Linked DNA regions of Homo sapiens: region 2 is linked to region 1. Evidence: chromatin contacts called from ENCODE Hi-C data. All regions are on one chromosome and are shown on one strand. The core of a region is the stretch at or near the end of the contact, and the rest is flanking DNA. Distances in the headings are between cores, read along the strand shown. Region 1 has its middle 300 kb from the start of CSNK1G3. Region 2 overlaps LINC01170 (long intergenic non-protein coding RNA 1170).

Evidence for each region. A loop is a pair of places that touch in the nucleus more often than their neighbours do. Pooled maps may share reads with other maps.
Region 2: a map of posterior cingulate gyrus shows a loop between it and region 1 (5-fold over the local background). The contact joins two enhancer-like sites. A Hi-C loop is called at or near these places in 2 of 168 maps with a recorded cell type or tissue (Right ventricle myocardium inferior and posterior cingulate gyrus) and 4 of 50 pooled maps.

The regions. Positions count from the first base shown.
Region 1 is chr5:123,809,030-123,811,790 of GRCh38, forward strand. No RefSeq gene overlaps it. Among named protein-coding and RNA genes, the nearest start is that of CSNK1G3, 300 kb to the left of the region's middle. Within about 2 kb of position 1,327, at least 4 of the 41 ENCODE cell types and tissues checked have a DNase peak (open chromatin) inside an H3K27ac peak, as active enhancers do.
Region 2 is chr5:124,161,599-124,164,359 of GRCh38, forward strand. All of the region lies in intron 4 of LINC01170 (long intergenic non-protein coding RNA 1170), which reads right to left. Among named protein-coding and RNA genes, the nearest start is that of LINC01170, 280 kb to the right of the region's middle. Within about 2 kb of position 1,338, at least 5 of the 41 ENCODE cell types and tissues checked have a DNase peak (open chromatin) inside an H3K27ac peak, as active enhancers do.

The DNA of each region.
Region 1 (2,761 bases), core at 77-2,576:
GTTCTAAGATTAGAGATAGCATTTGGCTCCTGAGAGTGTTTTCCCTGGGCTTAGTTGGGAATGCAGGTGTTTTGCTTGAGAAATTGGGGCTGGAAACAGTGAGAAACCCTCTGTTTTTGAAAGGTAACAATTTGGAGAACTGAAAACCTTCACTTCCTTTCCATAAGGATGAACAGAAGTCCTTTCATTCACATCCATCATATTTTATTTCGGATTCAGAAACCTTTTAATTTCAGCAGAAATCTCAGCATATGTTATCTTGCTCCAAAACAGCAAACGATGGCTTAAAATATATTCATGCATTTGAAGTGCTCACTCTCAAAACAATATATATATATATATGTATATTTCTACTCATATGGCACATATTTCAGCAATTTTGTAGAGTTTTTTTTCTCTTTCTTCTTCCTCTTGCTTTAAACTATGCAAGCACGAAGCAAATATAAAGAGAATTCAAGAGCATTTTGTAATTCTTGAAAGGTTAATTGCACTATTTATAGACCAAACTGTAAAGCAAAAACCCTCAGCGTGACCCTTCAGGGTCACCGTAGTAATAGCAACCTCAGTGGAGACCTGACCAGTCATGAATTACTGTCTGTGATACTGAGAATGCTGACAGTTCAATCACAGCACTGTTTCAATAGAGAACTCCATATATTTAAAGCGCTGATACTGTTTTCCCTCTAAATGACAGGCTTGACAGATGGGCCAAAAGCACCGCAGACGTTTGAACAAGGAAATAGAGAGGGAGCCTGCTGGAAGCTGGGCCTCATGCAGCCAGGCGAGAATGATGAATAGAGTGTGATTGTGTCTGACAGGTAGTAATATAACTATTCATTCACCACAGAACACCTGGAGCACACTATATTAAATGGTACAAGATGGAGAGATTCTGTGACAAGAATAGGAAGTGTGAATTCCGGGCTGAGTTTAGGTACAGCAATATAAGAGGTCAGGGGTCAAGCAATATAAACTGCCTCCGAGAAGGCTGTAATTAAATTATTTGCTTACTAAAGTGTTTCTAATGTTTTGCTAACATGTTGCCAGGATGATTACTTCAGCATGTCTGAACATTTCAGATAGAAGCAGCTTCCTCCTCTCTCTCTTTTATTTTCTCTCTCTCTCTCCCTGATAACTCTCGTTATTATTATTACTTTTTTATCATCTGAAGTCTCTTTCTCTCTTTCTGGCTCTGTTGCTACTGCTCCAAATAATAGTCCTGGAAAAATCAAGAGAGAGGTTGACTGGCCAGAGAGCTGTCATCCCAGCAAAAGCACCTCCTGTGACCCCGGTGTCACTCTGCTTGGATGAGGGTGGCATGGAAGTCAGTCATTATCGGGTCATATGACTGGTGGCATTCTTTCATGTGCGAAGCAGGAAAGAAAGCTGAAAGGACTGCAGGCCTCATGGAGGGACAAGGGTGTGTCTGCAAATGTTTGCCTTTTGCCTCTGAAGTCAGTGAAAACACTGAGATGCTGCTGACCAGCTAAAGAATTATTTTCAAAGCAAAGGGTGAGGTTAGGGCCGGGGATTTCAACAGAGTTGGACTATTTTGCAGACCATGTGACTGACCTCTTCTACAACCTTCCACTGCACACATGCTAAATATTGCTACACCTGCTTCAGTATTAATTTTTAATTACCGTGTCTGATTGTCACATTCTGAAAGCTTTATTCCCAGGAAGTATCATGTCATAAGACATGATTGAGCAGACTCTTTCCAATTTGGCATTTTAACTTATGTATGCGTGTATTATATATCACTTACATATACAGAAAAGACATAAAATGTCAGAGTTAAGATAGCGCTCCATTTCACAATGTGTGTGTGTGTATGCGTGTGTGACAGCACATGCATTTATATTCTGCATTTTGAGTCCCACTAATAAACAGGAAGCCGGTAGTGAACCCTAGTTTTTTTTTTTTTTTCTAAGGTCCTTGGGAAAGGAAACACTTGGTGGTGGCTTTTACATGGGCAAATGTTCATCAACTGCCGCCTCAAATTAGTTTTGCTTGTCACTTTCTTTATTCACAGGATCCTGTGACAGCCAAGGAAGGTTACAGTGCTGCCGTTGCTGTGCTATTTGGAGGGTCCCTTTGGGAGCTGAGAGGCTGGTCACTTTTGTCTTTTCACATTCCATTTTCTCTTTTTGTCTTTGAGGCTGATTTGGCTGGTATGAAGATGGCTCCGACAGCAGGCTCACTGCCTATGTAAAAGCCCCATGTACCCAACCTCACAATTTCAGATTTGCCTTGCTTATGGAAAACACATTGTAAATAGGTGTAGTTCTTTTTTCCCAGCTTACTGCGGTGGGAGACCATGGGTTAACACTTACGAAAAGATTTTGCATGTGACCTCTCTGATTAGCTATGGAAAACAAAATCCAATTAAAGCAGCACCCCCTCCCCCATATAAACCCTACCAATCTTGCACCTTCCCTTAGCACTCCTTCACACCGTTCTTTTCCTGCTGGTATTGCTCAGCTATTTTAAATATTGTTGGTTATTGACTGAATTACAGATATTTCTATATCTTTATCTGTATCTATAAATCTTCATATATTTTATCTGGCTCATCCTATGAAAGAATATTTAATAGCTGTTATCTCTATTCTGGCCCCAAAAGAATGTGTTCTTGAGAATTGGACAAATGTGCAAAATCCTATGAGACACACCAAATAAGAGTACATAATAAAACCTCTCCTTTTTTTTCAGTCTTGGTGAGATTTCCCCATATTAGTCTTCTTTGTGGATATCAAGT
Region 2 (2,761 bases), core at 88-2,587, 350 kb after region 1:
CGGGTATGATGTCCCCTAACAGCCCCAGAGTCCCATCCTGCTAGCTTTGTAACGCCTGCAGAAAGACAAAATGTGCAACTTCTACCCATACCATCTCCCTTCTCTTGGACCATGTGCCCAGCCTTGGACTAATCTTTGTTTCCAGGCAGGTAGGGTACAAGTAAGTCATCTGCCCACCCTTAGAGCAGCACTATTGTGAACTAGATAAGAACAGAAGTCTGGAGACACAATACCCAGGTTTGGATCTCACTTTCACCACTTAACTAGCTGCGTGACATTAGGCAAATCATTTAGCCAAACTGTGCCAAACGGATTAAACTGAGTTTATACATGTAAGGCATTAAGACTAGCACCTGACACCTAATAACCACCGTGCTGACAACTATGATGAAGAGCAGAATGATGGTAGTGGGGATAAGGAGGAAGAAGATGCAGAAAAGGAGAAATCAGGGACTGGTAGCCCCACCAGAAGTACATGGACTAAAGGAAGGACGATCTTGAAAGGAACTCGGGTTCATGGCAGAAAACAAGAACAATGAAAACTAGCAATAACTAGCAGATATTTGTTTGTAGCCCCTACACCAACCTGTTATGCCCTGCTTTGTTCCCTAATAGAAGTCCACGTAGTTTGGGTGCTAGAAATATAAAACCTGGAATGTGATAAGTAAATCTCTGTGGATATCCTTGGTGTTATAAATGTGCTGCTTCTCTGCTTTTAAAAATAAAGCATTTGGGCCAGGCATGGTGGCTCACACCTGTAATCCCAGCATTTTGGGAGGCCAAGGCGAGCGGATCACATGAGGCCAGGAAATGGAGACTAGCCTGGCCAACATGGTGAAATTTTGTAAAAATACAAAAATTAGCCACGAGTGGTGGCATGAGCCTGTAATCCCAGCTACTTGGGAGACTGAGCCAAGATCGCACCGCTGCACTCCAGCCTGGGTGACAGAGTGAGACTCTGTCTCTAAAAAATAAAATAAAATAAGTAAAATAAAATAAAGCAAAACAAAATAAAATAACATCTTGACCTAGTAAAGGCATTGTTTAGGACTTCTCCAAATAACTTCCCATTTGTAATGCTCATCAATTTGTACATGACTAAAGGAATGATACGCATGATTGTGTTGCAGGATGGAAAAAACCTACCTCAGACATATCTTTTTAAAAAAAATAATGTCAATCCCCCCAAACTTCTTTCCTACAGGAAATGAACTGCACGTCAGCTGTGCAGGCAGGGAGAAAGGAGGTGGAAGAGGCAAGGGAGCAAGAAAGGAAGGAGGGAAGCAAAATAAACCCACTCCTGTGTAGAGCGTTGGAAATGTGGCACTAACAAAGACTTCCTGTTCCACATAGAATCAGCGCTGGCAGAGGCGGCATGCAGGGCTGTGGGTGTACTCAGCTGTGCAGAGCTGATTATAGAAGATGAAAGGGCTTGGCAATTTATTTCATCTCACACTGAAGCACTGCTGACAACTGAAAGTGAGGACAGAAGGATTCATTTGTTCAACTTCTGTTTTAAAAAACAGACTTCAAATGATACCACAGAGAAAAAGGAGGAAACGCTGCAGTGTAATAAAATGTCTATTTTTAAAAAACACACTAGCTGCAGCATTTTTATTTCATAGGTGGGTTTGAAGGCAAAGGGGTTGGCTTTTTTGTGGTTGTTATCAATTCCAGGGAATGTGACATGCACGCAGGATCAATTACTAATCAAATAGACCACGTTCACCTAATCTGACCAAAGCTCTCGTGTACATTCATCCTTGAGTCCAAAGATGAGTCACAGTGAGGAAAACCTAACCCTGCAGTGTTTAAATACTTCCTATGCAGGATCTTTATACTAAAACTGAATAAATGTATGATATATGATGGAGAATCTATTTTAAATTTTATAATCCTGGTCATCTTAATTTTTAGTTCACAAATTCAGATTTTCTTCATTTATCTATATGATTGCGTTTGCTTGAATTTTTGGAAGAAAATGTTATATTTCCTTTTAAATAAAATGTGTTATGACTTCTCATCAGCATATTTAATGTTTGAGAATGAGGAATATTTTTCAGTTCAAAGACTCATATAAATTATTGTGAAATCTAATCTACCTAGCAAAGTGGTCTTATCCCAAAAGATTTATAGAGATGGGTAATATCCCATACTGGTAGCACATTAGTTATTTATGATTAATATACAAATACAAATGTTAATGAAAAAGATTTTTAAAAAATTCTTCCTATAATCATTAAAATTAAACTATCAGTAACATGAGCATATTAGCCTTAAGCAATTTCTTAAGCAATTCAGGTAAATGATTGATTCCTTTCTTTGTAATTTATATCAGAAATTTAGTCATATTTACTATTTTAAATATAGGTTTTCTTTGGAGGAACACACCAGAGCAATAGAAATGGAAAAGATTACAGCTAAAATACATTCTCTAGCTCCCCTAGGCCTCTAGAAACCATTAAATTTAAGAGTTCATTTTCTAGCAATATATTTGGAGCACCTGCTGTGTGTCAGGCACTGTTTTAGGTACTAGGAATAACAGCATTTACCAGGAGCTTCTGTTACCAAGCTCACTGTGTGAGGCTGGCAGGTTTACCCTGTCTCACTCCAGGAACAACATCCACATAGACAACAATGTGAGGGGTCTGCCTGGAGTTGGGCAATGCACAGCCCTGCTTATGGTCTAACAGAAAATGTAGAAGTAAACTAACAGGAAATCAGATAAGAGTAAGAATTCAATGTAGAAAATAAAAACCCA